2 separate regions of the Mus musculus genome follow, and region 1 is linked to region 2. A link is a loop called in an ENCODE intact Hi-C map of the cell type or tissue named here. Cell type or tissue: left cerebral cortex. All regions are shown on one strand. Each heading gives the region's core, and the rest is flanking DNA. Links, peaks and the distances in the headings are about the cores only.

Region 1 (16,659 bases), core at 5,578-13,577, 330 kb before region 2:
TGTCCCCAGGTTGGAAGCAGCACAGAGAGGTCATGAGCAGTGGACAGAAGTCACTCCTTTAAGCTGCCTTAGTCCAGCTGCTCTACGCCGTCTCCCTAAGTCGTTTTCAGGGCAACCTGGCTTTGAAATATTTTGATTTGTCCAGTTAAAATGTACTTTGCAAGGGCTGAGAAAATAGCTCAGTGTTTTTTTGCCAAGCGGACATGAGGATCTAAGGTCAGATCCTAGCACCCATGTGAAAAGCAAGGTATGTCGGAACGAACCTGCAAAGCCAGCCCTGGAAGGTCAGCAGAGCTTGCTGGCTAGCTAGTTTTGCTGAGACAGTAAGCCTCAGGTTCAGTGAGAGACCCTGTCTCAAAAAATAAGGTGGAGAATGATAAAACATAAACCTCTGACCTCTCCAAGCAAGCACACACACACACACACACACACACACACGTGAACACATACTCCACACCAGAGAGGAACAAAGATGTTTACCATGTGCCAGGATCTGCAACAGGACCAACTAAGGGCCTGAAGCAAGGAAGGGAGGGAGAAGGAGGCAGAGCATCTTAAGGGAGTCTGTCTCTCAGGATGATAGGCTCTGTGAGGATCTGTCAGAGCAGTGAGGATCCCTCACCACCACTACCACCCTGGCTGAAGGTCAGCAAAGAGGCCAGTGCTAGAGAATTCTGCGTCTAGTTGGGCATTCAACAAAGTGAGAAAGCCTGACTTCACTCAGTACTTTGATCTCACAGTGGGAATACAAAGACCTAGGGAGTGGAAGAGACCTGCCTAGGTCACAGCACCCAACAAATAGCACTCTGAAATGGAACCAGGGCACTGTGGGGCTCAGCTGCAGCAGGGCTGTTCACACAGCTCCGCAGCCCCTGAATAGAGTGTATAGTCTGAGGGCTGTGGTCCCTTCAGATCACATGCCAGCCACCTCCCCTCCTTTTCCCCTTTGGTAGGATTCTTCCTTCTGAGTGAGCAGCTGCTGTTGGGCTAAATGAGACCCAGTCTTCCGTCCGTGCTCGCTATGGAGTAAATGCCTCCTGGAGAAAGCAGAGGTGGGTAACAAACCTGCCAGTCTTGACTCTGTCACCAACACGCTTTGTGGCTTTTGGCAAGCTTCCCCCCATTCCTGGGTCTCACTTGCTCACACAAGGGGAAATGAAGAGTACTTCTAAGAGAATTCACCTAAACTTGTATGTCTTTTTTTTTTTCCTTCCTCAATTAAATGTATTTTTAGCTGGTACATAAAAGCTAAACACTGGAGCTTGGCATTGTGGTGGATAACTGTAATCTCAGCAGTCAAGGGGCTGAGGATTACAAGTTCTAGGCCAGCCAAGGGCTATGAATCAAGATCTTAATCTCAATAGACAAGCACATAAAATAGGCACACATAAGTAAACAGGTACACATTGGGTGGGATCTTAGTGAATATAAATGTTTATCTCCAAACATGTATTTTAGAATAATTAAATTTAGTTTATTTCTGGTGAAAACTTAAAATCTTTTCTTGTTGCTTGTGAAGCACACAGCCATCACCACAACCTACTATGTAGCATACCAGGTCTGTTGCTCTTATTCAAGTTTCCAGGATCAGTCAAGAGCTTGTTTTGACACTAGAGGGTGCTACACTCTTCACTATTCCCTTTCAGTTTGTCTCGGTTCATTGTCAACATATTAGATGGCAAACTGTGCCATTTAATTCCTTAAATGCAAACTATGTGAAAATCCAACCGTGCTTCCAGAAGCACAGGACAGACAACATCACATGCTCCACAGCCCCAGGAGACCGTTTTCAGGCAAAGTATCCTAACAGTGGCGGCTCCTGTGATGCTGAGCTGGAACCATCCACAAGAGCACACACAGTCTAGGCAAGATGGTTTCCCCAGCACTCTGGTCCTGGGTGTATCTCGCTGGTGGAGCTGAGCTTTGTGGGGCAGGGAGTTCAAGGCCAGACTTTGCCATCTTACTGAGCAGATTCTTGTTCCTGCTGTCAGCCTGAATGTCCTCATTTGTGCTGTCCTCCCAACCTAAGGGCACTTTGTTATTGATTCAACAGGTTTAGAGAGATTGAAAGATACCCGAGAGCCATCATTTGTATTACAAGGTAAGGATACAGATGAGGAGACAAGAAACCTTGCATTTACAACTAGCTGAACACTAGACTCAGTCCCTTCAATCCAGTTTCTTCCTTCATAAGATAGGAGCTAGCCAAGTGCTTTGTTACTGAACTGCGCCCAGCCCTCACTGATGTCTTCTTCTCTTTTTCCTTTACAGCTTTTCCAGGCCTAGAACCACTAGAAACTAGGTTGGATCCAAGGCAGTTGTGCTTAGGGTTTGGGGATTGGCAGAGTTCTCCCTTGCAGGGTCCTCCGTCTTTCCCTCTTTGGTTCCCAGCAATGCTTTTCTCATCTCAGTTGTCAGGTGTGAGAGAAACAAGCAGAACCAGCCTCATGACCAAGGTCACCTAACAACATCACAAGACGATGACATCACCATCAGCTCTGGCCCAGAGCTCAAATAACGGAGGGAAAGGGCAGGTCATCCTCACGGCAGGGTGACAGAGCTGGTGCCAGGCCTCTGCCAACTATCAGGGCCCAGGAGTGTTGCTGAAAGCTACCCAGGAGCAGCTCATCCCTGCCTCCGCTCAGCCAGCGCTCTCACATGCTCAGAACAGTAGAGTCTCACCAACAGGGGTCCCCACCCCCACCTTTTCCTAGAAGCAAGGTTAGCAACTGCCAGAGTCAAAATAGATGTGGAGAGAATTGTGTGGCAACACTCGGGTTTAGTTCAAGCACACTGGATTGCACGATATCCTTAGAGGGCAGAGCCATTGCAGGAGGGATCAAAGCAGCCGGCCTTGCTCTTCGGGCTGATGTTTCTGCCATGCTGCATGTCAAACAATCATGTCTTTGGAGCCCAGATGCCCTGCTTTGTAGGTAAGCCACGTGTAGAACTTCATGTAAGGAATCATTCTGTCAAAGTAAATAGTTGTCCCAAACTATTTATTTCATGTGCTCTGGTGGCCTGCACCTGTATTCTCACAATACACACAAACACACATACACACACACCATTTTACCAATGTGCACATACATATATACACACACAGCATAAGATAAAATGTACCATCTTAACAATGTATAAGTAGAAGCACTCACATTGTTGTGAATGACTGAAGATGTCCCCTACCTGCCAAGTCCCTGTTCCACAACACAGTACTTTATTACTTTGTCTAGACTTCTTTTTCAAAGGTTTCAAATCCATGGGCAGTATTCAAAATATGAGAAGAAAGCTGTGGCGTGTAAAAGGAACTTTTATTTACCTGTACTAATTGTTGTCTCCAAGGCCTACTGCCTCAATCTGCTAACCTAGGCCTAATCCTAGAAGCTTCTAGCAACCATACAATCTTAGCTAGGCCTAGAATGTCTCAGCTTCTGAAACTTACTGCTGAACAAATTCACTGTTTCTATTTCTTTTTGAGCTCTGGCTGACTGGTTCAACTCAGCTGTTCTGGCTCAAACTCCTCTCCAAGCTGACTGATTGAATCTGGCTTCTCTTGGTCTCTGACTGAATTGCCCTACTCGGCCTCAAACTAACTCTAGCAATCTGTTCTAATCTTCTGGCTCCTTCTCATTCTCTGGCTCATTCTGTCTTTACCTTCTCATTCTCACTTTCAAATATGGGTGCTTCCTTCTACAAACTAACTTTCTCTTCGTTGTTTAGAATTAAAGGTGTGTACTAAGATCGAGCCACACTACAACTAGAAACGGGTTTTTCCAGTGAACAAAACAATCTCAGGGTTCACACTGTGATCAAATATCCTGCAACAGTGGAGCACCTTCATCCTTCATCACAGCCGCACATCGCTAGGGAGAATCCAAGATTGGTAAAAAGATAGCTGGCCTCGGATTGACTGGAGTAAAGACTCTCCAGACAGAAGGCCCAGCTTGCTGCCGACCCCCAGGCTCCCCAGACCACTGGAGCAGCATTCAGATACATGGCCCATCTCACCCACCTCTTACCCCACCTGCCTTTCTCACCTTCCTCTCCTCCTTCAAACCAAACCCACTGGCTGCTTTGCTATTCCTCACACAGGTCAGGCTCAGTGCCTCCTAAGTCCCTTCCCACTGGACCCTCCCTCCCCTTAGAATCATCTCCAGTTGTGCTGAGCAACAGCCCCACTTGCCAAGTTCATAAAATTCTTGATGATCAAAATATCCTACACCAACTAAGTCACAGTTTCTAGAGCCTTCTGGGTTGATATTTAAACACAAACAAACAAAAGAGTAAAACATCTCCTCTAAGAAGTCTAGTGTGTAGCCGCTTTCAGAGCCAATGTCTGGATGAGTGTTTTTCAAAATGCAATCTCAGGTCAGTAGAAGCAGCAACAGTACCTGGAGATGTGTTAGAAACTCAATGTGCTTAGAACAATAGCAAAGCAAGACCTCCTTCCCAATTCCTAAGATACCAAATGAGCAATTTGGGGTATAGAGTCAGGAGCACACATTTAAACAAGCTCTGAGGTGACATGCCTACCAGGTTCTGAGAAGTACTGGCTTCCATCCTTCATGTTCAACCTGTCTTGTGGGTCGGGAGCACAAGAATTCCCCGAAGCTGTCAGAGTTCAGATTCCCAGTGCCATCCCCACTAGCAAACAAGACCTGTTGGATCAACTGTTCTTGGTGATTCATACATGTTAGGAATTGAGATGTCTCTCATCCCTGTCTTGAGGGACTCAGAAGCCATGAAACACTGGGAGAAGAGCCTGGCCTGCCTGGGTCTCACATCTTAATTATCTTTGCACACTGAAAGGCTCAGGCTTGGTAGAGAAAAGGCTCAGGCCAGGGCTGAGGCAAAGAAAGAACCAGAGAATCTTGAAACATCCTACTACGTCAGAGAGCAGGGGAAAACCTGCGGATGTAGCCCAGTCAGCAAAGTGCATGGCCCTGTAAGCACTAAGACTTAAATCTGATCCCTGTATTCACTCTAAAAGGCTGGACATGGTGGCGTGCGCTTGTAATCCTAGTGATGGGTAAACGGAGACAGCTGGATCCCTAGGGCTCCCTGGTGAACCAGCGTAACCAACTTGGGGAGTTCCTAGCCTGTGAGGGAATGTCTCAAAAATAGGTGAGCAGGCTGTGCCTGAGGATATCATTTGAGGTTATCCTCTGGCCTCTCCATACCCGCCTGCAAGTAAGTGTATCTGTACACATGCACACACGTGTGTGCACACCTACATACACACAAAGCAAGGAAACTTCAAAAATGAGGGTGATGCCAGCTCCAGAAGCCAGTTTAAAGAGTGGTCTGATTTTAGATGAATCTGATTGTAGTGATACAAACTATTAATGTGTGAATCTGTGATTTTGTAGTTATAAGATGATTATAGAAAGAAGTGTGAACACAAAAACTCCTTCTCACAGTAAAATACCAACTTCTAGAGTAGAGATTTGGTTCAGTGAGCCTTAGGGCACCCAAAACCCATGTGGGTAAGGGGCTTGGCCTTAGATTACGGTGCCATTGGGTGGCCGTGGGAACTCTAGGAAGCAAGACCCATTGGGAAGAACCTAGTAAAGTGAGGGCGTGACGTTGGGACCTGGCCCATCCCTCTGCTTTCTTTCTACCGTGGAGCAGGCAAACGGGTTGTCTGTGCCACATGCCTCCTCCATGAGATCATAGCTTACAATGGGCCCAAAGCAATAGGGGCCAAGTGATCATGGACTTTCACTTCTGAAGCCATGAGCTAAAATTATCCTTTCTTCTCAGATATTTTTTCAGGTGACAGAAAGCTGGCTAACCCACAACTACCAAGGAGAAGCAAAGATAAAGGCAATTGCCCATGAATGGTAAAAATGAATTAGGGCCCAAATAGATGGATGGTAAAAACGCCACCTCTTCTCCCAACAAGCGACATAGTCACTACTGAGAGGAGACCGATGGCAGAGTAGACCAGCGAGGTGGAGTCCTCCTTAACCCAGCTATCCCACAAATCAGCACCATGTGCCTCCTGCCACTGCACACTGCTGATTCCATATCACTCTGGTGGGTCTCCTTCCAAAACAGGTATAATCTCACCTGAATCCTTCAGAACTGTCAATCAAAACCCAAGTGGGAAGGCTTCCACAGAGAGGTCCTACCTGGCCACTCCTCCAGCCCGCCATACCACTCCACTCCCACCACTCCCAGGCCCCATCATCTATTTTTCTTTTCACATGTATTTAATTCTGTTTCTGTCTCTGTCTCTCTTTCTCTCTGTCTCTCTCTGTCTATCTCCCCCTCTGTCTTTCTATGTGTGTGTGTGTGGGGGGGGGGGGGGTTGAGGGGGACTACTCGTAGGAGTCAGACTTTTTCCAATATGTGTGTTCTAGGGATCGAGGCTAGGTCCTCAGGCTTATCAGCAGCCACCTTTACTGCTGAGCCGTGTTGCCGGCCCACATCACCTGTTTCGTCTTCTCCCAGCACTCTGTGTTGTAAACCATCTCTGTTTATATATATCTGTCTCCGTGTTTAGGGTCTCCTCCCGCCAGAATGTAAACTTCCTAAGCATGGAGAATGTCTCCATCTGATGCGTCCTTCAGACCGCAGGCGCCTCATGGATACATGTGGAACGATAAATGAAGAACCCGTTTCCCCATCTGCAGGACAAACAGCTCCGGGTCCAACAGCCAGGCTCTTTCCTGGTCTGACAATGAAATGAAGAATCTGAGGATGTGAGTGCTTCAGTGGAGTTCCGGGGACCTCTCTATGCTGCCTGGGCAGAGGTCAAGTTCAGTAGCTCACCCTGCCTTAGCCTCCAAGCACACATAGGCACATGCCACCATGCCTGGCTTGGGCCTCCGCTTTAACTCTTCCTTTCTCATATAACCCTCTCCCTGATCCTACAACCCCTCTGACAACGTTGAATTCAGTTCATTCTCGATGAGCTGATAGGCACTGAGCACCTACCTATTGAGCACTGGGAACCCAGGGTCTGGTCCCTAAGGAGCTTGGCACGTTAACAGGAGCTTGGCTGAGAAACACTAGGACTTAGTTGCTTAACTGGCTAGCATCACGTAGCAAATACACAGCTGGGCTGGGAAGCTGCTTGGCTCTCTACACTGCAGGTGAGATGCTACCCTAAAGACTAGAAGCAGTGGAGCAGAGTGTGCTCAAGTGCCAGGTGGCTCCCCTCAGAGCTTACAAGCCCACCAGTGTCCCACGACCTCAGCCTTTGTCCTCTACCGTACCCTTCTGGCAGAGAGGGAACGTGCGGGATCTCGGCTCTTTCTGGTTGTGTTTCTCATTACTCCACAGCCTTCAGGCCGGTTTTCTTTAGATAAACCCGAGACTGCTCTGCTTGAGCAACGGTCAAATTCAACCCAAGAAGTAATCTAAGTTGGAGATGCAATCAAATAACCTTGGCAGGGGGGAAAAAACCCAATAACAACAAAAAGGAAAAACAAAGTAACAAAACAAAAACCCACTTCAAAAAAAAAAAAAATGTCTCCAGAAGAAACTGAGCATGAAGAATTGAAACAATGTAAGAGAACAGGATATTTCTTAAAAAGATGTTTTATTTCTCTTCAGCTCATTGATCTTGTCCCTCCCTAGAAGTTTGAAAGCTTTCTCTGCCAATTAATCTCTACACTCATAACCAGCCCCTACCCCCTCTATAATCTTCAGCCTCCAAAGCAAGGACTACAGTTAGCAAGACAAATGTTTGTCTTGGAAGATCAATTACCGCACTGGGAGGTCTGAGATTCCTGGGGTTTAGTGCGTGCCTTGCCTTGGACTTGCTCGGTGACCTTCGGATCTCTGTGCAGGGGTGTCTGAGACTACACAAGGAGCCATGTCCTGAGATTGCCCTGAGTTCCCGAAGAGGGTACTTGGCCAAGGATATGATTTATCTATGCCCATAAATGCTGCTCTCCCTCCTTCAGGAAGCCAGCTAATTATGTTAAGAATTGAAAATGCATTTTCTGTGGGCATTTGAAGGACGGTCTTTACAGGAATGTGTGGCAGAGAGTGTGTGAATAAAAGAGACACATTAACAAAGTTTTGTTATTCTAGAGAAAAAAATGTCACAGCTCCATTATTTTTAATGGCCACAATGTTCAGAGCTGAGGAGGGGGAGAGAAGAACACAGCATTATTGTTGGAAGCACAGCTCACTGATGGCTCCCCAGAGGAGAGGCTGTTCTGATGACGTCACCTGCCAGTGAGCCAGGATAGTGGCTGACAGGAAGATCCCCCTTCCAGAATCTCCTGACCTCAGACTGCAAAGGAGCAAACTGGCAGGAGATGCTCTGTATGTAGTTCAAGTAGGTGAGATCCTCCAACTTAATCTCTTGATGCCACACACACAACTAAAGGTGCCTCCCCCCTGCTGCAGGGCATGAGGACAAAGGATTTGGGGCATGAGAAATTCACAGACTCTCTCTCTCTCTCTCTCTCTCTCTCTCTCACACACACACACACACACACACAGAGAGAGAGAGAGAGAGAGAGAGAGAGAGAGAGAGAGACTGGAATGAGAATCACAGAGATTCAGTCCAATTTCTGCTACTATTACAGAATGCCACAGACTCGGTAACTTATAAACCAAAAGTTTGTCTCCAGATTCCAAACTGGAAAATTCCAAACCACGGAGGCACCATCTGGCAAGTGCACAAGGTGGACTGACAGCGAGCATGCCCAGGATGGAAGAACAAGAGACTGCACCCCTGGCAGGTCCATCCTGTGAGAATTAACCTACTCACATTACTTCATCATCAATCCCTGGCACCTTTTAAAGGTCCCAGTTCTCAGTCTTCTTATGCTAGCTAGTAAATGAGTGAGTTTTTGATAGGCATTCCGACCATAGCAGAAGGGTAGATACCCTCTATGCATTTGAACAAATATCTCTCATCAGGCAGGGCTGTGTGTACCAATGACTCTGAAATCTGAAAGGAATTCCAGTGGCCTATGAGATCATTCTGGCTATAGATTTCAGCCACAGGAGGCCTCATCGATGTATGGTGGATGAACCCGTATATGAAACCCATATATGAGCACAGTGGTAGACTATGAGGATATTGATATGAGTGTGGTAACATCTGTAATCCCAGCATTCAGGAGGATGCTAAGCAGAAGGCTGCCATGAGTTTGAGGCTAGCCTAGGCTACAGAGTAAGACTCTGTAAGTCTCAAAAAAAAAAGTGTGAAAAAGAGAAAAGAAGGTGGATCTATTTGTTCTTTTTCCATGGGCATTTTTAATCTCTGCCAGATTAAGATAGTACAGAATGTGCCACACACAGGCGTCAATCACATTTTTTTTTATGATTGATCATAAGGGTTGCTAAGGAATTAATTAGTTTTCTCTCTGGCATGTGCAAGAAAATGACTGTTAGTTCATTCTGCTTCTTACCTTTCTCAGGGACAATGTGGGATTAGTTTTCTGCGTCTAGAGTCTCCACAGAACTTTATTAATAGGCTTTTTGCATTTTGGTGCTACCAGACGGGAAACCTAAAGAGTTTCAAAATAAAGAAAAGTATGTAAGTAAGTCTAGGACAGCCCAGGCACACTGCAGCAACTGCCCAGCACAACCAGACAAGGGCAGACCCATTTCAGCTCAGAACTGCCCAATCTGGCTCTGAGTCATTGACTGGCTGTTGACCAAAGCTCTGCTCTCTTGTCCACATGGGGACTCTCATTTCTACAAAGTGGCCTTCTGTAAATTGCAACTGAACTTCTTCTAAACTTTACTGACCATGAAACTCTGTTGTTCAGAATCCTGAATGCATTTTCTGAATCTCACAGTCTTAAGTCAAAGCAACACTCCCTTAGAGCCGGAGAGCTGGCTCAGTGGTTAAAGGCACCTGCTGTTCTTGCAGAAGGTCCAAGTTCAGTTCCCAGCACCTGCATGGAGGCTCACAACTGTCTGTAATTCCAAGCCCAAGGAGACTTCTTTTGTCCTTCTTGGCTATTGTATGCATGTGGCACACATACAGGTGTATACAAACATTTCAAACACATAAACTAAAAGACTATAAATATGAACAAACAAACAACAACAATAAAAACCCATACATTGTGAATGATAATTTCTTATGGGCTGGAGAGATGGCTCAGTGGTTAAGAACACTTATTACACTTGAGTCTAGAGGACTCAAGTTTAGTTCCCAAAGTCCATATCAGGTAGCTCATAATGACCTGTAATTCTAGCTCCAGTGAATTCAATGCCCTCTTTGGCCTCTGAGCACGTGTGCACACACACACACACCCACACAAACACACACACACACACACATACACACACAGAGCATGTATACATATACTCATAAAGGAAAAGAACACCTTCAAGTTGATAATTGTCTACAGATCCTGAACCTAATATTCCCCAAAGCCTGTTTTACAAAGACACTTTCCAAGACACAGTACTGGGCAAGCTTTCTCTGTTAGGGAAGCATGGGACCTGCACTGTGCTGTGACTTCCTATCTGATATTATCAGCAGAAACTAAGAACCCAAGGCCCATAATGAGGAACCATGTTTGCGTGACCGGTGGGTATGAAAGGGTGTCACTTTTGCCTTTTTTTTAATTTTAATTTCTAAAAAGTATATGCCTACTGGAAAATAATGAGAAATACCACTCTACTGAGACTCTACTGATATATCCAAGATGTGGTGAAAGGCACTCGGAGACAGGAGGTGGAGACCTGGAGTCGTCCATAGTTAATGGCCAACCTGGGCCTAGGACTCCGTGTTTCCAAGCTCTGGGTTCAGTGCTCTTATCGGCAGCCGCTCCCAGCTAAGGTTGGCAAAGAGTTATTGGAGAGATAGCCAAGCAATGGCAAAGCGCCTAATGACCCAGGATTTTACTGCACTAGACAAACTGATTCTAAAGTTTATTATACCGAAAAGATAACTGTGAACCAGGCAACTCCGGTTCCTCCCAGGAGAACTTCCCTCTCCGTGGGGGAAGAAAAGGCACAGCTGTGGCTTCTTTTCCACAAGGCATCTTCAAGGAGTAGAAGAGGGGAGCTGGGTGTGTGGGCCTTGAGTCTGAAGCCTCGGGCTGTGTGCTTTTGACATACAGGCCAAAAGACTTGATCTCAAAGGATGCCAATGTATGGAAGGGGATAATAAATGCAATATATATATATATATATATATATATATACATATATATATATATAATCTCCCTGGCATCGCACACTTCAAGGGTTTTTGTCATGATCCCTTCATGGGGAACATGGAGACTAAACAGCTTCTGGTTTAGGGTGAAGCTTTTCAGTGATGCTGTGAGGCTTGCTCTCACAACCCTGGGCAAGTTTGAGCAGGAAGCCCAGTGCAGATCGGAATACAGCAGACAGGACAGAGGAGGTATAACCTGTGTAAAGATAAGCCACAAGATGCTGGAGGCTTCATTGAGAAGGTGAAGGGCTGTGCGTGCGTGTGTGCATGTGTGTATGTGTTCCTCATACCTCAGCCTTGAGAGCACTGAGAAAAAAACATAACTTTAATGAGAGTCAAGGCCAATAGCAGGTATGGAGATGAGCAGATTACTTTAATCCAGACTTTATCTATCTATCTATCTATCTATCTATCTATCTATCTATCTATCTATGCGTTTCACTGCATAACCCAGGCTGTCCCTATGTAGACCAGGCTGTCCTGGAACTCACATAGCCCTGCCTCTAGAATTAAAGGCATCCACCACTACCCATTCCCAACCCCCCAATTAAAAAAAAAAAAAAAACAAAACAAAAAACAAACCAAAAAAAAAAAACCTTGAATAGACAAACTTAAGGTAAAAAAAAAAAAAAAATTCTGGTTCTTACTTCAGGTGTGGCTGTGCCCAAGTGCCCAAGTGCCCAGGTAACTAACTTGCTTTCCCTGGCTGTGCTCACAAGACTCCTAACTCCCCTGAGAGAGGTTCTCTAACCCCCTAGTGGCATAATAGTTTCAGCAGCAATGGCTGGACATCCTGTATCTTAGCCAGCTTTCCCAAAGGTCTTACTACAGTCCTAGGATTAACTGATCCCTGGCTGCCTGTAGATTGATTGGCCACTAGAGGCGAAGGTACAAGCAGTTGTGAGCCACCCACAAAGGGTGCTGAGAACTGAGCTCAGATCCTCTGTAAGAGCATTGAGCACTCAACCACTGAGCCGTCTCTCCAGCCCCACCCCACCTCACCCCTGCCTTTTATTTATTTATTTTTTTGGCAAAAGCCTTATGTAGGTCTGGTCTGAAACATGCTATGCAGCTGAGAATAAATTCTGATTCTCCTGCCTCCACCTCCAGAGCTGGGATTACAGGCATATACCACCACTCTGCTCTTTTGAGACAGTATTGCAAGTACTGAAGGCTGGCTCTGGACTCATTTGCAGGCTGAAAGGATCCTCTGCCTCCACCTCCCAAGTGCTGGGTCTGAAGGCACGCAGCACACCCAGCTTATTCTTAGCTCGTGTTTGGAGTTGGTTTGTTCTTCTGTTTTCGTTCTTTACATATTCCAGATATCAATCCCTTATATGGAATGAGAGTTGCCTGTGATTTCTCCTAGATATCGGTTACCTTTTTGTCCAGCTTGCCTGCATTTCTTTCACTGTCTGCCCTTGGTCATGGTATCAGAAACTATGGCCAAACCCAGGATGGCGCCTTTGTTTAACTGTGTGAGCATTTCAGTCAGCCCTTATGCTAAGGTATCTGGCGCATATTGAGTGCAGTCCCTAACACTGTGCAATGCATGGACCCAACTTCATTCTTCCACATGGGCTCTTCCCATTACCTGGAGCAGACTGTTCTTTTTCAATTAAAAAGTCATGACTAGGATTGGAGAGCTGGCTCCGTAGTAGAGAGCAGAGGACCTGGGTTCATTTCCCAGCACACACAGTGGCTCACAACCATCTATAACTCCAGTTCCAGGACATCTGATACCCTCTTCTGATACCCTCTGCAGGCTCCAGGCATACATGTGGTACACACAGGGAAACAGTCATACATATAAATGAAAATTAACATGATTTTAAAAGAAAACAAAAATCTCAACACCCTTGCTGAAAACCAGTTAAATGTAGATGCAGTCTGGATTTGTTGTTGCTCTCTAGGCTCTGTCCCCTTGCTTTACACACCCACCCTCACACCCATCACAGTCTATTGTGGACCGTTGCATTACTGGACCATTGCATTCAGTTTTGACATTTGGAAATGCAAGCCCTCCAACTTCATATATGCTTTTCAACATTACCCTTGCTACCCAGGGTCTCTTGCAATTAATTCTACAGGAATTTTAGGATCTGTTCACCTGCTTCTGCAAAAACAGGTCATTGGTAGGGACTACACTTGATCTGTTGATCACCTTGGGAAGTACTTTCTCATTTCCTTTTCTTGCCTAATGGCCCAGGGTGGAGTTTGTGATACAATGCTGAATAGGAGCAGTGAAGGAAAAACATCCTTGGGTCATGACCTCAAGGGATGGACGGGTCAGCTTTTCACCACTACACATCACTCAAACTCTGAATCATTCTATGCACCACTTAGGTGAAGAATTTCCTTTTTATTACTAGTCTGTCAAGTGATACACACACATACATACACACACACACACACACACACACGCACACACACGCACACACACGAAAAGGGAATAGTTTTATCAAGTTCTTTTTTTCCAGAAATTGAGATGATCACAGTTTTTGTGTTTTATTTTAAATTTAAATCTATCTTCAAATAGATTAAAATTAAAATTAAATGTGACCAGATAGTTCAGAGTGTAGGGAAAAGGAAATTGCCAGAGTCCGGGAGGGATACTGTGAATGAGTGATCGTGGGAAGGTGCTGTAACAGTAGTGCTGTAAAGTATCAGATAACCAGGGTAGTTCATCTATCTCGTTGACTAACGTTTGTGTATTGAACCATCCTTGCATTCATAAAGGAAATCCTACCTGGTTATGATCCCTGTGTGAGTAATTTGTGGAAGGTATTGTTACATTTTTTACCCATGAGGATGCTAGTCCGCAGTTTGTGATGTCTGAACCTGGCTTTGGTATCATGTCAATCCCTGTCTTAGAGAAGTACTGCCCTCGGCTTTTGCATATAAGCTACCTACATACAGTCTTGCTTACTAAACCCAGATTTTTTGCTTTCCTCACAACTTAAAAAAAAAAAAAAAAAGACTTATTTTAGCCAGGTAGTGGTGGCTCATGCCTTTGATCCCAGCACTCGTGAGGCAGAGGCAGGTGTGAGTTCAGGTCCAGCCTGGTCTACAGAGCAAGTTTCGGGACTGTTGGGGTTACAAGGAGAAACCCTATCTTCAGAAACAAAAAAACAAACAAAGCAAACAAACCAGACTTGTTTTATGTTTAATTGTGTACATGTGTGCGTTCTGTGGGTGGGTCTGTGCAGGAGTGAAGATGTCCACAGAGGCCAGAAGAGAACACTGGGTCTCTAGAGCTGGAGTTACAGGTGATTGTGAGCTGGGAAACAGACTCCAGTCCTCCACTGGGCCAGTGTATGTGTTAACTGAGCCATTTCTCCGGCTCTCCACATGCATTAAAAAAGAAAAAAAAAAGATGTATCATGCTGAGTAGACCAGCCTGGCCATTTTCAAATCTCAAACCCTTGATCCTCCAGTCTCAGCTCCCCAATTGCTAAGCTGAAAGGCCTGTACCACCACACCTGACTCCATGTGGACCGCTTCTAGTAATGTCTCTAGGGTGCAAACTGGCTTCCATGTGTAGCTCTTTCTGTGTAACTCTTATTGGCTTGGAATTCATTATGTAGACCAGGCTAGCCTGGAACTCACAGAGATACCCCTGCCTCTGCCTCCCAAATGCTGGGGCTAAAGGGCTATGCCACCATGCCTGGCTGAATTTTTTTTTAATATTCTAATATTACAACTCTGAAAATCATATCATTTGATGCTCACCAGTGCTGCTCAGTGCCACGTGCTGTGACCATTCTGTTGTTCTCCTTGGTCCCTTTTTCTGAATTAAACTTGTGCTCATCATGTTCTTTGATTCCCACAGCCTCCGAGGAGCTCATTCTGTTAGCCTGGCAGGCAGCCAGTGATTGGGTTTTTATTATTTTTTAAAAATGTAATTGGGGCAGGGGTTTGCCTCCATGTATGCCTGCACCATACGCATGCAGTATCCACAGAGGTCAGGAGGCTGGATCCCCTAGAACTGGAGTTACAGATGGTTGTGAGCTGCTAGCAAATCCACGTCTTCTGCAAGAGCAGCCAGTGCTCTTAACCACTGAGCCTTCCCTCCAGCCCACAGCCAGTGAGTTTAACCCACACTTATACACTTAGTCTGGAACAAAAAACAAAAAACAAAAAACAAAAAAAACAAAAAAAACAAAACAGTGTTTGCAAGTGAACCATATGCATGCTGGTACGTGTCTTTATTGTTTTATAATGTTACCTGTCTTCACTTCCTGTTTGTGGAGGACCACAAGGTCAGCCAGAAGAGAGAACGCCCATTGAGCCTTCTGAAGCTCTGAGAAATGCATAGCCGAAGAATAAGCCTTTATCTCTCAGCGGGTGCCAATCTGGTCTGTCTCTAGCTTGCTCCAGGCATTTTCTGCTGGACTTATAGAAGCAATACATTTGCCTTGCATTGTTTAAAATATGGCACCTGGGAAGCTGACTCAGCCTCTTCCTGGAGAAAGCTCAGTAGTGAGCCTGGCCCTCGAGGGAATGGGCAGCAGGCCAGAGCAGGATGATAGGGTTCTCTGACAGCCATGTTTCCTCCCCTGGGCACTGGGCTCCTGCACTAGGCATGGGAGTGGTTGATAGCTGGGGAGATGTTGGGGTTCAAATACCACAAAGTTCTAATGTTAAGATTTTACAGGGTTTATATTTTTCAGTTGTGCTTAATTAAGAATTCTCATGATTCTTGTGACCTTTTAGTTTTCCAGTTCTAGTAAAATTCTGGAAGCTTCTACCAGTTCACTGGCCCTGTCTGTAGACCACAGGCTTATGAAGTCCCCTTCTCTGTAGTCCCCTTCTCTGTAGTTCTTCCTCTGGGACTCTGTCCTTTAAGATGTGATCTGCACTTCACAGCTGGTGCTGGGACTATGAAGAACCAAGGAGAGAAAGGAGAGGTGGGGCTGTCATCACTCACTGCAGGCGTCCTGGAACATTAGGTTCTGAACTAGTAGTCTCCACGTCCTCGCGTGTATGTGTGTGTGTGTGTGTGTGTGTGTGTGTGTGTATGAGAAAGAGGGGTGTAGGAGGGAATGAGGGAGGGAGAGAGAGAGAGAGAGAGAGAGAGAGAGAGAGAGAGAGAGAGAGAGAGAGAGAGATGTAGATATAAGGAGAAGAAAGATGAGAATCAGGAATACATGAATTTAAGCCTAACCTTATCAGATTAGGCCCATTGTGCCAACATAGCAGTGGGGACAATGGAGTGTTGTCATCATGAGGAAATTGGCTGGTTATGGGATTACATGCTCAGAACTCAAGGGACCCAGTGGGGGGCTCTTCTGGATATTTCTCTGACCGGTGATGACAACTATGGACAACGAAATAACTGCCATCCAAGCAGAGAGTGGGATCAGGAGCTCAGGCCTGCACAGACTAAGACTCGCTATGCCCCTAGAGTAGGGGCCACTGTGTGCAGTCCAAGTAACAGGAGCTCAACAATGAACACCAGGAACTGCGGGAGCACTCAGAGCCTGTGTAGCAGTGGGTGGCAGCTGGGT
Region 2 (16,659 bases), core at 3,178-11,177:
TAGAGGAAGGAGAGAAGAAGGAGGGAGGGAGGGAGGGAGGGAGAGAAGGAAAGGGATGGGGGTGGGGCCAGAGAAAGAACAATTAAAACAAAAAAAGCAATAACAAACTGTAAATGGACCTACTTTTTAAATACAAATAAGCATTTCATAATTTACTAGCTTTATAATATCATATAATTTTGTGGTTCCGACTTTCTTCAATTTTAAGTGTTTGGTTTTTTCATTATGAAAGCCATAAACTCCATTTTGGAATGTGCAGAAGAGAATTGTAACTCTTTATAATGTTCTTGTCCTAACCCAACTGCAGTCGGGTTTGTGGTACTCTTCTTTCTGTTTGGCTGCTTCCATGCAATGAGGAGACCAGTGCCACTTTTCAAATGTGGATGTGTGCACAGGTCCCTTGGGATTTATTTAAAGCAATTCCTGGCTCAGTGGGTCTGGGATGGCATTGTGACTGCATATATCTAATGTGCCAGCCAGTTTCAGACCTCAGAGCAAGCCAGGCACAGCCAGACTTTTTGGCCTCAAGCAACCCACTCAAAGCTTTTGCGTTACTCTGAGTCCCGGTCTGCAAGGTTTCCCTGTTAATATCTAGTTGAATTAAAGGGGCAGAGTCAGGAAGTGCTTAAGTACCACTGTCATGCAACTGGGAGAACTGGGTGGCTTTGGAAGGACAATGTTGAGGGTCCACTAAAGCATGAGACCTATGAAAGTTGTTCCAGAGGGAGTTTCCTAGCAGTGTGTCCCCAGCAACTGCTGAGGAGCATGGTCTTAGCATTGCAGGACTCCTGCTTGCCTCAGAGAATTGTTCTATTTTGCACAAGGTGTCTCCACACCTCCCTCACCCCTTCCTCCCACAGCACCTACATGAATGCTCTCTGTTCATGTTTAATTAGGTCTGCTATTGTTTCTGTTTCCTTTCTGTTGCTATGGTAAAACACTCTGACCAATAGTAACTTGGCAAGAAAAAGGTTTATCTGGGTTATACTTCCAGGTCACAGTTTATCACTGAGGGAAGTCAGGGCAAGAACTTGAAGCAGAAACCATGGAGGAACACTACTTTGTTGGCTCACTCACAGATTCATGCTTAGCTAGCTTTCTTATACAGCTCATGACCATCTGCCTAGGGAATGGTGCTGCCTGCAGTGGGCCGGGTCATTCTACATCAATTAACAATCAAGACAATCCCCTATAGACTATAGACGTGCTAATCTGATCTAGGTAACTCCTCAATAGGGATTTTTCTCTAAGATGACTCTAGGCTGTGTCAAGTTGACTATTAGAGCTAACTAGGCTAGCTACTAAGGTAAGCCATATAACTAGCTTGCTAACCCTTAGCCTCAGTCTATGCTCCTTGCCTGTTTATAGCTGAAATTTTCTGTTATAAGTCTATAGAATATCTACCTTTTGGTGGTGGGAACATATATTCATTAATTCTCTGGGGCCCTAACCCAACAAAGTTAACTCCACTTTTTCTTTCACTTAGCATGAACAGACACCTGCCTGATGCTTACCCTCATAGCCTGGCATTTACCTTCCCAGGGTCTGGCTCCTTTTAATGCCCTTGCTTCATCTTCAGGGCTCCAGCTGAGCTAAAAAACACTCCCAGATCCCACCTCTAGGTCTCTGTCAGGTTATCTACCCTGTCTCTGTGTTGGTCAGCTTTCTGTCACCATAACAAAACATAGAGGAAAGAAAGATTTCTTCTAACTCTTGGTTTAAGGTTATGGTCTCTTGTTCAGGACTTTGGGCCTGACGTAAAGCAGACTGTCATGGCAGAGAGGGTATGGTGGAACAGAAGTGCTTCCCTCACTGGAACAAGGAAGTAGAGAGTGCACAGGGGCTAGGTACTATATACTTTAATCCCCAAAGTAACCTCTTCCTCCAACCAGATCCCACCTCTCAGTTCCTCCTACCTCCCAGTAATGCCACAGGTTATTGATGGATTGATCAATTGATCATGAGAGCCCCCATGATCCCACTACCTTTCAATGACTGGTTCCATTACCAGGTGTTACTGGCGATTTTATAAATATTTGTTGTAGCCTTAACCCAGCTAGCTAGCTCCCAAATAATTGAGACCGGACTATTTATACTTATTTAACAAGCTTTAAGGGCACAACAACTGAGCAGTATTACTCTATTTTAATCCTCTACACTAATCTGGCTACCTCCCAGTCAAAATCCTAGTGATAGTTGCATTTCAGTACTGATCTGTCTCTCTGGGCTCCAGGTGTTTTCTCAGGGTGTCTCCCTCTCTTTCCCCGCCACTTCCCACTCTCACTGTGAGGAAGGAAGTCCAGCACTATTCTCTCCCCTGCTCAATCATTGACTGATCAGCTTCTTTATTGACTAATCAGGAAATAATTGGGGAGCAGTGTTTTGCAACCAGATGTGGGGGCACAGAAGTCAGCATTTGAATAATACAAGGGTAATCTTTCTTTACACTATGCACAATAACATACCTACAACTAGGGGTCCAAGCTTCCAGCACATGAGTCTCTTAGAGGGATGCTTTATATTCAACAGTCACAGCCTCTAGTGAGATTCCCTGCCTTGATCCCTACAGAACCAACTTTCCTCCACTCCTCAACACCTGGGTCAGAAACCTCTTTGTTCACAAGTCTTCAACTCCTTTGCCTATGAGGGCTAACCTCATCCTGTGCTTGCCTTGTGTCTTGAACTCATCATACATAAGGCATGAGCTCTGGGGAGCAATCAGCTTTGAACCAAAACAAGAGTTGAGACCAAGGTTTAAGTTGTGCTGCTGGGACTCTACCTAAGAATGGACTCTGTTTCCTTTTCTGTAGTTTTTCCTTCAGAAACTCCAGAAACCATTTCAGGTTTCACTTTGCCTTCCTGATTCCAGTTTGAAAGTCATCATGTCCCCAGAAGCCCAACAAAACTCCAGGATTGAGTATCTTTGGTTCACTCTGGGTCATACATTGATGTTAACACCAATTTCTGTGACTAGGGGAATCAGCAGCCTGATTGGCTCATCTGGGATCACATGGTTACTGCTGGAGTCAGAGGGACTCCAAGTTGAGGTCGTGTTCTGGAAGCCCAGGCCCCACAGGGGCCACAGGGAAGTTACTTAGAGACCTTTCCCATAACTATGGCTTGTGTCTGTCTCTCCTCCAGCTATGCAGGGAGCATGCGTCCTTCTAGTTTGTCATTCCAGAGCATCATTCCAGTCCAGCAGATGAGGAGTTTTGTAAATGGCCTTTAAACTACTTTTGATGCAATTGGCTTGCTGTGTAGGTCACCCAAGGAGTAAATCAGAGCAGAATGTGACAGAGATCTTTTTGTCTGACAATGTGTCTTAAGAAATGTGTCCTGACATTTGGAGGGTCACAAGCTGAGGTTATCTCAGTATCCATGTCAGTGAAAAGGCCTCATAGAATCTGCCCATCATGCTGGGTGCAGGTAGAACTCCTATCTGGATGAGTGAGCAATGTCCAGTGACGTCGAGGCTCTTATTCCAGGTGACAAAGCTGGCAGAATGCTAATCCCTGGCAGGCTCTCTCTGAAGCCCTGTGCTGTTGGGCAGAGGGGCTGGTGTTCTGGGACTTTCTGATGGTTTGCTAAGGGGGTTCTCAATTTCAAGGGACAGGAGGAAGGTTCTAGAATTCCTTGTGTTAGTTATTTTTCTGTTGTGATAAAATACCATGACCAAGGTTTTATTTAGCTGCCCTTCCAGAGGGATGAGTCTGCCATAGTTGGGAAGTATAAAGGCAAGTAGCAGGCATGGTTCTAGAAAACAGATGCTGAGGGCTCACATTTCAAACTGCAAGTAACACACACACACACACACACACAACAACAACAACAACAACAACAACAACAACAACAAAAAAACCAGGTACGGGTAGGGGGAGGGAGAACACAGTAGGAATGGCTCTGAAACTTCAAAGTCTACCACCAGTGACATACTTCTTCCAGCAAGGGCACACATCTTAAATCTACCCAAACAGTGTCACCAAGTGGAGACCAAGTATTCAAACATCTGAACCTATAAGGGACATTCTCATTTATACCACCACACTCTCTTTGAGCCTTGTGGAAATATGCCTCTTACTTTGGTTGTCCTCAGAGGTTCACCTCTGAGAGATAGGAAATCTCTCAGCTGTGATTTGGAGAGGACAATGCACTGAGAGGCCTTGAGAACAGAGGGCAGGCAGCTGGTGCAGAGCACTGGGCCCACACACTGCCTGAGCAACTGGAGCAGAAGGAGACCCAGGCAGAAGCATCAGAGAGTTGTTCTACTTGAACACTGAGAGAGCTGGCATGCATGTACCCCAACTGTTGTAAGCCATTGGTTGGATCTGCTCCACAGGGGTGGTAATTGGCCAGCAAATCTAGCATTGAGAAGGAAGCCTCAGGCACTGCCAGATGGGCAGGCCTCTGTGGCTTGAAGAGGGTGAGGGGTCTAACAGTGGGTGGGCACAGGCTGAGGAGGCCTTTCCTTCTCCCAAGCTACAGGCAAACCATTCTCTGGAGGAAAGTAGAGCATGATTCTGAAAATCAGGCCACCTCAAGTGCTTAGTATCGGTGGACTCCAGGGGCAGAGGCCATGAGGTAGCTTCAAGGCCTGAGGAAGCCACATGGCAGGTGAGTCTGGCAGGGTCAGGGCTATGTTCTCTTCTCTGCTGTTTTCCTCTGTTTTTTAATGAATGTACCCGGGGCTGGAGCCAGAGCCTCCTGGAGTTGGAAGGCAGCACAGGTTAGGTAGTTCTCACTGCTTTCAACAAGATCAGGATGAAATGTTTCAGGTGCACAAAGGGAAGAAACAGCTGTTCAATGGACATCCATGTGGAACCACTCCAAGTGTATGGTGCTGCCCCAGGCTGGAGACAAAGCTTGGCTGTTGGACCCAGCTCTTCAGGATATAAGTTGGGTTTCCTAAGCTCTCCTCCAACGTCCCCCTAGCAGTAGAGTCATGGAAAGTGATAGGAAATATGTGCCTTTCCTTCAGAACGGGACGCTATAGTTCCCACCAAAGTAAACCATGAAGTCATATCATAGTCAGGTGGAGAGGGATTCTCCCTTTAGACAGAAAGAGCCATAAAGTCCCACTGCACCGGGTAGTGGGCACAGGGAAGCCAGTGGGGACATATGGAAATGGCCGGTCTGTCTCTGGTGCCACTACTCTTAGCTGATTTTCAAACTGCTTCTGAACAGAGAGAGGAGGAAGAATGGGGAGGAAGATCAGTGTGCCAGAGAGCCTGTGTTTCTTCCCTGTCCCACATAGACTGTATGGATGTCCCATGGATAGTAGCTTCCAGACAATGTTCCATGGACCCAGGCACACTACACCAGCCTGTGGTAAATGGTCCTATATATGAACCAATTGTTCTACTAACTAGATAGTCCTTGACATTGTCCTCTACCCCAAACTCAACACTGATATGAGTCACTTGAAAGCCGAGAGCCAGGTACTTACTATGATGGGGAGATGCCTCAGGCAGGTAACCTGGAGAGAGCCCTTTGGGGTTGTGTGGTGCATTGCATGTGTGCCAAGAAACAGACACTCTGGGTGTGTGTCTCCATGCTCAGAATGGTCCCAGTAAGAGAGCTCTGAGTGGACAAGTAAACACAGTAACTTGTTGGACTTGAGAGAGGTCAGAGGGTGGTCATCTGTCCCATCCTCATTCACGGGGGTCTCACCCATTCAGTCTATGTGTCACATTTTAACTGACTGTGAGAAGCTGGTACGTCTAAGTATTATTGAAGTCTCATTTCAAAGGCAAAGTTAGGAACAATCCAGATGTTCTTCTCTCTGCCTTTCCCCAGCCCATGAGCACAGGTGCATTTCAAGAAGTGGAATGAAGGTAGTGGCCTGTCTCTTCAGCAAGCAAGTAGAAAGAACTGTACTGTAGCCACATAGTGAAGCCACGGTGGCCACCCACAGATGTCCCTGTCTTGTTCGCTCTGGCTTTGTGTGGTGAGAGGTTTTGTCTGAGGCACTGGGCCTCCTCATGTGTGCTGGGCAGGTGCTCTATGCTGATCTTTGAGTAACACAGGGTCTACCACAGTAACATTCTGCACAGGCTTCCCCCCCACGTGTTGGGTTGTGTTGTTAAGTGTCCCTGCAGAGGGAGAAATGCAGACAGGCAGAACCACAGCATTTACCAGGAAGACGCAGACAGCGGAAGCTGTGAGTTTCCTGTGTTCAATGCACAGTGCATATGGGGGCAATCTCCAGGCTACTGCCGCTAGGGAGCTAAAAGGTGGCAGAACTCTTCTTCAGTCCACAGATCTTGGCACTACTTTTCTCTACAATTCCTAACTTCAGCTTCCATAATGCAAGCTTTCTCTTTCCTAGCCTTGTAACCTAAATGGGAAGTCATGGCTCCTCAGAATAAACCAGGGCACTGTGATGAGAAAGGGGAATGGGAATGTCCACAGAATCCTTTGATCTGGCCCTCAGGGGCTTGTCTGTAGCCTATGCCCACTCATCATCTTGTCCCTCTTCAGGGCAACTGGGTAGAAGGGTAGCTAGGAGCCTCCACTGAGGACATCAGAGGCGACTCTCTCAAAGGGCCAGGGAAGGAAGGCATAGAGACTTCCATGAAGCTCCTTATGCTTGGTGATGGTCTTTTGGGCTTCTGTAGAGTACTTATCACACCAAAGGAGTGATTAGTCACACAGTGGGTAAGAATTTCAGTAGATGATGAATTTGAGGAACACAGGCTTTGGGACCATAACCGTCATCCAGGATCGATGGTGTGAATTAGTTCTCTGTGCTGATTCCATGCAGGGAAAGCCTGTTTTCTTTGATGAAATAACCTTCCCCACTAATGAGTCTCACTCTAGCCTGGAAGAGGCAGAGTTTCAATTAGTTTTGGTTTTCTTCTCTAAACGACCACAAAGGCTTTTTTCTTTAAGTAACAGGAAGCAGCATCCCCATCTGAAGGAAAGTCATCAGGCCATCAATGTCACCATCATGCCTGTTGTTCGTGAGTCACCCCTCAGCTCCTCCAGGCAAGGTTCCTGTGTTCTCACTGGAAGTTAGTTACAGACGAGTGTGCCTTCACATCCACAGACCGCCACACATACACACAGGGCTCAACACAGCCACACAGTTTCCCAGGCCAGATGCGTAGACGACGGTGCGTCTACCCCTCAGCTCTGCAAAGCTTGTTCGTTCTTAGACAGTTGGGTGTGAATATCGCAATGGCATTTATAGCGTCTTTGCCACACTGTCTCACCCACTCATAACCACGCACCTGCAGAGGAAGGGTGAGCATACAGCAGCAGATGTTGTGTGCCCTGGGAATGCTTAAATATGTGCTTGCTCTAGAAGGCGTGTGTTACCCAACACAGACCTGGGGGAGGAGGAGGAGGAGAGAGATGGGTTTTAACTTTTTCCTCTCTTTTTATCTCTTCCTTTCCCCTCTTTTCCTTCCCCTTTCCTTTTCTTTGATCTCAAGTCGCACAGGCTAGCCTTGGCCTCTCTGTGTAGCTGAGGATGGCCTTGAGTCACCCTTGTGCCTAGTTTATGGGGTCTGTCAATCAAGCTTTATTCCTGCCCACATTTAATATTTAAAGGTAGGGTCTTGGTATGTTGTCTAGGGTGGCGTGTGCTGGCTATTCCCAGGCACAGTCCCACTACTAACACTTAATGTGGATACTTCTTGCTTATAGCACACAGTAGTGAAAAACTCCCAATGCTCAGGTAATCCTCTTGCCTCCGGAGAATGGGCACAGTGGGTGCTGGAACAAGATGTATGGTATGCCACTGTACCCAGTAAGCTGTGTGTGTGTGTGTCGGGGAGGGGGTGTTGTGTACACACAAGTGCAGATGCATGTGGGGACATATATATGTAGAGGCCTAAGTTCAATGGGTTTCTTCTCCTGATTATTTCCCACTCTTATTGATTGATTGATTGAGACAATGTCTGTGCTCATCAGTTTGGCTAAGTAGTCTGGCCAGTTAACTTCAATGGCATGCTTATCTCTGTCCCCCAACCTCTAGATACAGAACCATGGTGACACCCTTGGCTATTTACATGGGTGTAAGGAGGATCTAAAGTGAGGCCCTCATTCTTTCACAGCAGGCACTGTCATGTAAAGTATAAGCCTTCTCCCCAGTCCTTTAAAACAAACTCAGGAAGATGTTGGAACTTATATAGGAAAAGAAATAGAACAAACCCAGGCAGTGGAGTTGGACATACCTGGTTGTAAGTACAACCTCTAATCACATTTAGTAATCTGTGTGATGTTGGGTTACTTACCTAGCCTCTCTGATCCTCTTCGTTTGCCAGATGGGGCTCTCAGAGGGATTGCCCTACTAGGGTTATGGTAAAGACAAGTTGGATTATCAATCCACAAGCTGCACCATACAGAGATGAGCATTTCAGGGTTGCAGAGATGCTCAGTCAGTAAAATGCTTGCCTTGCAAACACGAGGTCCCAAGATGGATGCCAGAACCTAAGTATAGATATATATATAAAAAAAAGTCAAAAGCTGGAAAGATGGCTCAGCAACTGAGAGTATTGGCTGCTACTACAGAGGCCAAGAGTTCAGATTCCAGGACCCAGATGTTGGCTCACGACCACCCTTAATTCCAGCTTCAAGGATCTGATGCCCACTTTTGACCTTCACTGGCATCAGGCATGTGCATAGTGCACAGACTTAGACACACGCAAAGCACACATAAATATAACCTTTCAAAATCTAAATATTTTTTTAAAAAGGAAAGAAAACTTAAGCATGGTGAGGTAAGTACTGGAGGGACAGAGATGGGCAGATCCCTGGGACTCACTGGCTACAGCCTGCTCTAATTGATGAGTTCCAAGCCTGTGAGAGATCCTATCTCAAACAAACAAACAAACTAACTAACTAACAAACAACAAAGACAAAAACAAAAAGTTGAAGCCCAGCATAGTGGCTCATGCCTTTAATCCTAGTATTCATGAAGCAGAGACTTCAGTCAGTAAAATGCTTGCCTTGCAAACATGAGGTCCCAAGATGGATGCCAGAACCTAAGTATAGATATATATATATATAAAAAGTCAAAAGCTGGAAAGATGGCTCAGCAACTGAGAGTATTGGCTGCTACTACAGAGGCCAAGAGTTCAGATTCCAGGACCCAGAATCTGGAGAGATCTCTCCGTGGCCTAAAACCAACCAATCAACCAACAGAAACAAAGTAGGTAGTTCCTGAGGAATGAGGCCTGAGCTGAGGTTGACCTCCTGACCTCTTGCACACACAAGAAGAAATAAGCATTTCTTTATTGAAGCATCATGGTTAAGTGTGGCATGCTGGGACTCCACCCGGATAGTAAAGACACTTACAGTCTTTTTCTGGCTTTTAGCTTTATACCTCTAGCTGACACTTCACCAATCCTGAGGCCAGTTGCACATAGCACAGGCTGCAGCTTGTGGCTAACTCTGATGTGGGGACCTTCTGCTAGAGCAAATGTGGAGGAGGTTGGCTCCCTCTCTTAATCTGTTTTTTTTTTTTCCATTGTTACATCAAAATACTTGACAGCAGAAATTTACTCTCATCATGGTTCTGGGGACTGGGAAGCCTAAGAGCGTGGTGCCAGAATTGAGCGATGGCCTTGTGCTGAAGGCCAACATAGATGAAACCGTGGAGGAAGGGCATGGGCCTGATTCCCAGGACTGGCACTGACATTCACAAGGTGAACATTAGACAGATATAGTCACCCGTGCATGGGTTCTTTTGAGGGTGCCATCCCTGGTGGTCTCCCTCTCTTAGTACCATGGGATTAATAAATTCCCAGTCCGAAGCACTGTGACCCTGGCTGCCTTCCTCCCCAAGTCACGGTCCTCAGGCATGGATGCCCTCCAGGCATGTCTCTCTCATGAGGAGCCCAGGAGGAAAGCTGTTGTCCTTATGATCCTTGTGACAACCACAGTCCCCTACCCCCACCCCAGTCTTGTCTCCTAGCTTGCTGTCTAGATCTGTATCCATCTAGACTAGCCAGGAAATTAAAGTGGGCATCAGGACCTTGGCAATAAATAACTCAGGCCCGAGGCTCCTGTCTGCAAAAAGGATGTGATCTGGGGCTTCTTATCAAGTCAGTCTCAATTCAGGCACTGGGGCCACAGAGAACTCAGATTACTTCTATCTCTGGATATGAGAGGATGGGTTCAGCAAGAAGATGCAAAGAAAGAGAAAGGGGAGAGATCTGTCCAGGAGCTCAAGCCTTTAGGTGCATCAGCAGAGCATGGGTGAATGCTCCCCTATGGCATTGAGGGATTCTATACCTCCTTGAGCCCCTGATCCCTAATCTGTAAAGTAGGGACAGTGATATGCCTTAAGGTGGCTCTTGTCAAATTAAATGAGTCAATTTGGGCATGGTGGGGCACCCCTCTAATCCCAGCACTCAGAAGGCAAGAGGCAGAGGCAAAAGGTAGGCAGAGCTCTGCAAGTTCAAGGCTAGCCTGGTCTACACAAAGAGTTCTGGGACAACCAGGGCTACATAAAGAGATCCTATCAAAAAGAAAGAGAGAGAGAGAGGGAGAGAGGGAGAGAGAGAGAGAAGAAAGAAAGAAAGAAAGAGCCAAAAAAAAAAAAGAAATTTAAATAAAATTCGTCAGTGCTCAAAATTATCAGTCTTTCTTTACTGATTTGGACTTTTTGCTTTTATAATTTTTCTACTTCCTTGAGGTAGAATTCCATTTATTTTATTTTTGAGACAGGCTTTCACTGTATGGTCCTGATTGGCCTGGAATTTGTTTTGTAGCCTAGGCTGGCTTTAAACTCACAGAGATCCACCTACCTCTGCCTCCTGAGTACTGGAATTAAAGATATTGGCCACTATTCCTGGATCAGAGTATTGTTTATTTAAGAACTTCTTTCCTGCCTGCTGTTTTGGTGTGGACATTTCTAGTTGTAAATTTCCTCTTGTTCATTGCTGAATTTTTCACATTAGCTAAGGGATGGAAGGAGCCTACACATGAACAGAGAATTTCAAAACAGGAGTGGTGGCACATGCCTGCAATCCCATAACTTGGGAGGACAGTCAGGAAGATGACAACCTCAAAGCCACATGGGGTCCCTAGCAAGAGCCTATCTAAAACAACAACCAAACAATGTGGTGCAGACACACAATGCAGCCTTTACAAGAATGATGCTTGTGACACTATGGCTGAGCAGGGAAGGAGTTACACTAAGTGAAGCAAGCCAGGCACGGAAACAGGAGGCCACGTGGTCTCATTCTTAGGAGGAATCTAAAGCTGAACTCATAGAACCAAAGCACAGGAAGATTGATGGTTCCTACAGATGGGGCTCGAGGGTGGGATGGAGAGGAATTTATCAAAGATCACCAAGCTTAAGCTGAGCAAGAGGGATGCAGTCCAGCACTGTACTGCACAGTGGTGACCGAGCCAAAACTGATGCAGCAAGCTCTTGGATTTTGCAGGAAGAGATTTTAAACATTTCAACCACAAAAGAGCAATAAGCAAGGTGACAGATTTGTTAATGAGCCTGATAAAATCATCACACATTGTACAATAACATCAAAACACCACATATCCTATAAATATGTTATTATTTGTCAATTTATAATGTAAAAATGTGTGTTGGAGAGATGACTTAACCATTAAAAGCACTTACTGTTCTTGTAGAGGACCCTGATCTGATTGATCCCCAGCACCCACATAGTGGCTCACTGCCCCCTGTAACTCCAATTCCAGGGAATCTGATACTGTTTGTGGCTTCTAGGGGCTCCTAAATACACACAGTGTGTATACTAACAAGCAAGCAAACACATAATCATAAAATCCTTCACATGAAGCACCACTTGACAGTGGGCTGCTATAGGTAAGTTTCTTCTGAAGAAAGAGCAAGTGGAGAAGTGACTTTCAATAGAGCAACTTGGCAGAGACCACTGAGGTTCCCTCTCACAAATAGCAGCATGCATGTTTTCAGGGTGAAGGCTCTAAGATAGCCTCCCTTCAACTCATCCTAGTCAGGCTCTAAGGAAGTCAGAAAATCTAAATTGAAGAATCTACTATTAAACTAACCAGCCAACCAACCATTCAACCAACCAACCAAACCACAAGGGCTGAAGAAATGGCTTAACATAAGAGTGCTTGTTCTTGCAGAGGGCCCAGGTTCAATTTCCAGCACCTATATGGCAGCTTTCAACTGTCTGTAATCTCATCTATCTGTAACCCTAGTTCCAAGGACTCCAGTTCTCTCTTGCCTCTACTTCGATACCTGTTCACACCATAATGAACTGCACCATCATAGGCTGAAAGTCATGGAGCCAAGAAAGATGCATCAGAACCTCTGAAACTGTGAGCCAAATGCATATTTCCCCCCTCATAAGTCAATTAGCACAAGTATTTTGTCATAGCCACAGAAAGCAGACTAATACAGTCTGAGAAACTCTGACGGGAGGAAACTGAAGTTAAACACAGTGTGGCAGCCTGGATGAACAACAATGGGGAGGAAGAACAGACTTGTTGACAGCACGTATAAAGGTTGGGTCCTGCATGTGACAAAGGTCCTGCAGTGAAATGTCCACACAGGGAAGTGACCGAGGACCGTGTAGGAACTCCCCATGCTATCTTCAAATGCTTCTATAAATCTGAAACCTTAGAATAGAATAGTATATTTTAAAATACACTTAAGAAAGTACTTGCCCACTGATTGGCATGTGGAAGACACTCCCATGGGTTCACAACTAGAGGACTCACAGGTGTTTTGCTTGGCCATGGAGGCATATGCCTATACTTAAAATACAGGTGGCTTGGTTCTCTTTCTGATTATCAGGGAACCGTCTGATTATTAGGGAACCGTCCCCGTTATTAGAAAATAGACCTTGCCAGCCCAGCAGCACAGGGATCTTGTTAATCGCTAAGTCAGACCACCACATCCCTCCCCTGCCTACCACTCTCCATGGCTCCTGCCTTACACAGGACAGGCACTGAAGTGCCTCAGGATGATCTGCAAAGCACCAGGAGGTAGACACAAGCACTTTCCTGACTCCTGCTGGGTACATTGTCCTCTCTGTTGTAGTGGCCATCTGACACCTTCCTGTCTGTTTGTCCCTCATCTGCCTGGAACCCTTCCCTCACCCCCCACCCCTGCCCTGGCCCTACACTGTAGCACATTCTCAGAGTCAACACTATGACTGTCCCCAGTGTCCGGTGTTCTTCTTGTCACCATTTCAGCTCCTACTTGTGGTCAGATGTGGATCTCACCAAGGTGTGTTTCCTTGCTAATGCTTGAATCGGGAATCTCCCAGAGGCCCTGAAGGTGGTGTTCTGGGGAAGTGGCAGAGCTTAGTGAGAGGTCCTTAAGTGATGAGGGTGTGCCCTTGAAGGGAACCCTTGATTTCTCTCCCTCTTCCTCTCCTCACTCCTCTCTCTCCCCTCTCCCCTTCCCTCCCTCCCTGGCCATTAGGTAAAAACACTTAGCTACCTTCTGCTCCCACAATACTATGCTTCATCACTATGGGTCTGTAACAACGGGGCCAGCCAACCATGGACTCAAGTCTCTGAACCTATGAGCCAGCATAAACCTTTCTTCTTTGTAAGTTGGTTGTCTTTGCCACTCATTACAGTGACAAGCTGGTGGACACACCCTGATCTTGGGGAAGGGCCGCAGCATGCACTGATTGCCCCAAAGGGGAGGCCTGCTTCCCAGCAGCCTGACCGGAGTGGCCCAGGCACCTCCTCTGTCCAACTCTCCCCTCAGCCAGCCTCTCTGCCACTCAGTGATGCTATTTCTTAAGGATGACAGCCCTGCTTCTCAGTCATGGGTCTCAGGTCCCCTCTTCTCACCAGGGCTGTGGGCTTTAAGTGATTCTTTTCAAGACAGGTAGTGGGGCCTGGTCTGGCCTTCCTCCCAGAACAAAGAAAATGTAAGTCCAAAAATGAAGTCAGAATGTGACCTTCTTTGGGAAGAGTGTCACTGTAGATGTCATTAGTTAAAGTGAGGTCACCTGGATTCCAGAAGGTCACATAGCTTTCTATCCCACATAGCCAATGTCTTTACATGAAGACAGTCATGCAAAGATAGATACACAGGGATGTGTAGATAGGATTAGAGAGATGGCTGTAAGGCCAGGAAAGCTGAGGACTGCCAGCCATCAGCAGGAACTTGGAGTAAGCCAATGACAGGTCCTTCTGCAGAAATAATTTGGGGACAAGAGGCTGAATTCTTTTTCCTTTCCCCAGTAGAGTTCAACTCCAAGCTGTATGCCCTTGTATACACACTTGCCTTCTTTGTGTTTCTTTCTGCTTCTGTATAAGAACAGTGACAGCCCCCGCCCCCTGAGGGGCCATAATGACACTGACAGTTTTGCCTGACCCTCATGAAGGTCAACTGCACTGCCATCCAGGGCCCCTCTCTTATCTTTTTGCCTTCTGTCTCATCCTGTGTCCTTGTTGAAAACCCAGGTTTTTTTTTTTTTTTCAGTCTAACCTAATCTCTTCGCACACATTGGACTCAGCTGATTCATCCACTGCTGAATAATTTGTATTAGAGTCAGGGGTGTCAGAGATGGAACAAAGGTGAGGACTCTGTATGCTGGACAAGTGAGGGGAGACACAATTTTCCTTCAGGGAAACAGAATATGTATAAAACATAGTTTTCAGATGCTAAAATGCTTCCTGGGTTCAATTAAGCCTGGAGACTTTACAGCCAATTAGAATCTCACAGCAGCAGCCTCAGCAGCCCTGATTGCAATGGGCGAGGCTGGCCTGCAGTGTGTCCTTAGGTGCCTCCTTGCTGGAACACCCCTGCAGGTCATTGAATAGGAGCCTGGCTGTAGCCACGCTCCTGGGGAAGAGAGGACTGATGGCTGTTTTAGATGTCTTCTCTCTCTCCCCACTTAATTTAAAACCAATAGAAGATTTCATAGACAGTACATATCCCACAGGAATGAAAAGGAAAAAGAGAATCCACCTGCCACCCACAGCACACCCCTGGGGCCCAGCAGCCGTGAGACTCACTGTCAAGTATGCAGTGTCACCATACAGACTGTTGTCACCTACAGCTCTGAGGGATGTGCACACAGCTGTTTCCATATGCAGTCTGGTTGTAGCTTGAATATAAAATGTCCCACATACTCTCCTGTGATTGAACACTTGGTCCCTTGCTGATAGTGTGTTTCAGAAAGTCATGACAACTTTAGGGCAGGTAGCCTCACTGGAGGAAGTGGATCACCGTGAGGAGGGCTTTGTGTCATTTTTATTTTAATCTGGGATCTACTTCCCCTCCACTTTTAACTTTCAATTCCACCAGCATGTTGTTACTGGATTTAGGATCACACCCTGTGCCCCAACAAGCCAGGTGCAACCACTCATCCTTGAAAAGCCAACTAAAAGAGTAAAATTAATAGAAGAAGAAAAGGGAGATTTTGTTCAATGTGGCTACACTGAGAAAGACTGAGGTCCAGTGACTCAGGTGTGGCTTTGGACTGTTGAGGTAAGGTACGGATTACGTAGAGGGCCAGGGTTATGCATTGCTAAGTAGTCCTGGTCAAGGCATAGCCCTCCCATCCTTGTCTCAGTTCTACGCTCTTGCAGGGTGGCCTGTAAACCTTTTCCCAGGAGAACGGCTTCTGGCTTAGCTAGCCCAAGCTTTAGGCTTTTTCATTTAGTTTTTTAAAAATTTCATGTCTATGGGTATTTCTCCTGCATTTATGTCTATATAACCACATGCAGGACTGGTGCCTTGCAGAGGTCAGAAGAGCATTTCAGATTCTCTGGAATTAGGGTTACAGATAGTTGGGAGCTGCTGTATGGGTTCTGGGAATCAAACCCAGGTCCTCTGGAAGCACATTTAGTGCTCTTAACTACCGAGCTCTCTCTCTAGCCCCAGTCAAGCTCTTTTCTTCTTCCAGCATGAGTTTCACTGGGGAAATTACAGTTTCTGAGGATCCATTGCTTCAGTCATCTGACAGCCAAAGTGAGGGGCACAGTGCCCCTAGAATAGCTTCAACCCTTCCAGCTGGTCAAGGAAGTGAAGGGTCCCAGTTTGGATGGAGCTTGGAGTTGTGGGATAGAGCAACCTACCACCATACCCTCCCCTCTGCGATAGACTCTATCCCTTCAAACTATAAGCCAAGATAAGCCTTCTTCCCCTGAATTACTCTTGTCAGATATTTGGTCACAACAATCAATAACATCAACGAATACAAAGCCAGTTTCTCTTCTTGTTTTTTTTTTTTAAAGATTTATTTATTTATTATATGTAAGTACACTGTAGCTGTCTTCAGACACACCAGAAGAGGGAATCAGATCTTGTTACAGATGGTTGTGAGCCACCATGTGGTTGCTGGGATTTGAACTAAGGACCTTTGGAAGAGCAGTCGGGTGCTCTTACCTGCTGAGCCATCTCACCAGCCCTCTCTTCTTGTTTTATGATTTAAAACATTTAATGTAATTTCTAAATTTCTGGTAGATTCCCACCCCCACCCCCCACCCCCAAGACAGGGTTTTTCTGTATAGCCCTGGTTGTCCTGGAACTCACTCTGTAGACCAGGTTGGCCTCGAACTCAGAAATCTGCCTGCCTCTGCCTCCCAAGTGCTGGGATTAAAGGTATGTGCCACCACTGCTCGGCTCTGGTAGATTTTTTTAATTGGATATTTTATTTATTTACATTTCAAATGTTATATGCTTTCCCAGTTTCCCCTCCACGACCCCCCATCCCATTCACCTCCCCCTGC

The links. A loop is a pair of places that touch in the nucleus more often than their neighbours do. Peaks named below come from ENCODE experiments on the same cell type or tissue, not always from the same donor. Only the 100,000 strongest peaks of a DNase experiment are listed, where the experiment ranks them.
Region 1: it touches region 2 in a loop (2.6-fold over the local background); 11 of 42 quality-filtered maps call a loop at or near these places.

What each region holds. Positions count from the first base shown.
Region 1 is chr6:91,525,821-91,542,479 of GRCm38, forward strand. No RefSeq gene overlaps it. Among named protein-coding and RNA genes, the nearest start is that of Lsm3, 18 kb to the left of the region's middle. In left cerebral cortex, for the core only: no CTCF peak of the experiment used is centred there; no DNase peak of the experiment used is centred there.
Region 2 is chr6:91,858,699-91,875,357 of GRCm38, forward strand. It overlaps a transcript of Ccdc174 not described here. Among named protein-coding and RNA genes, the nearest start is that of Ccdc174, 11 kb to the right of the region's middle. In left cerebral cortex, for the core only: no CTCF peak of the experiment used is centred there; a DNase peak (open chromatin) is centred at 7,204.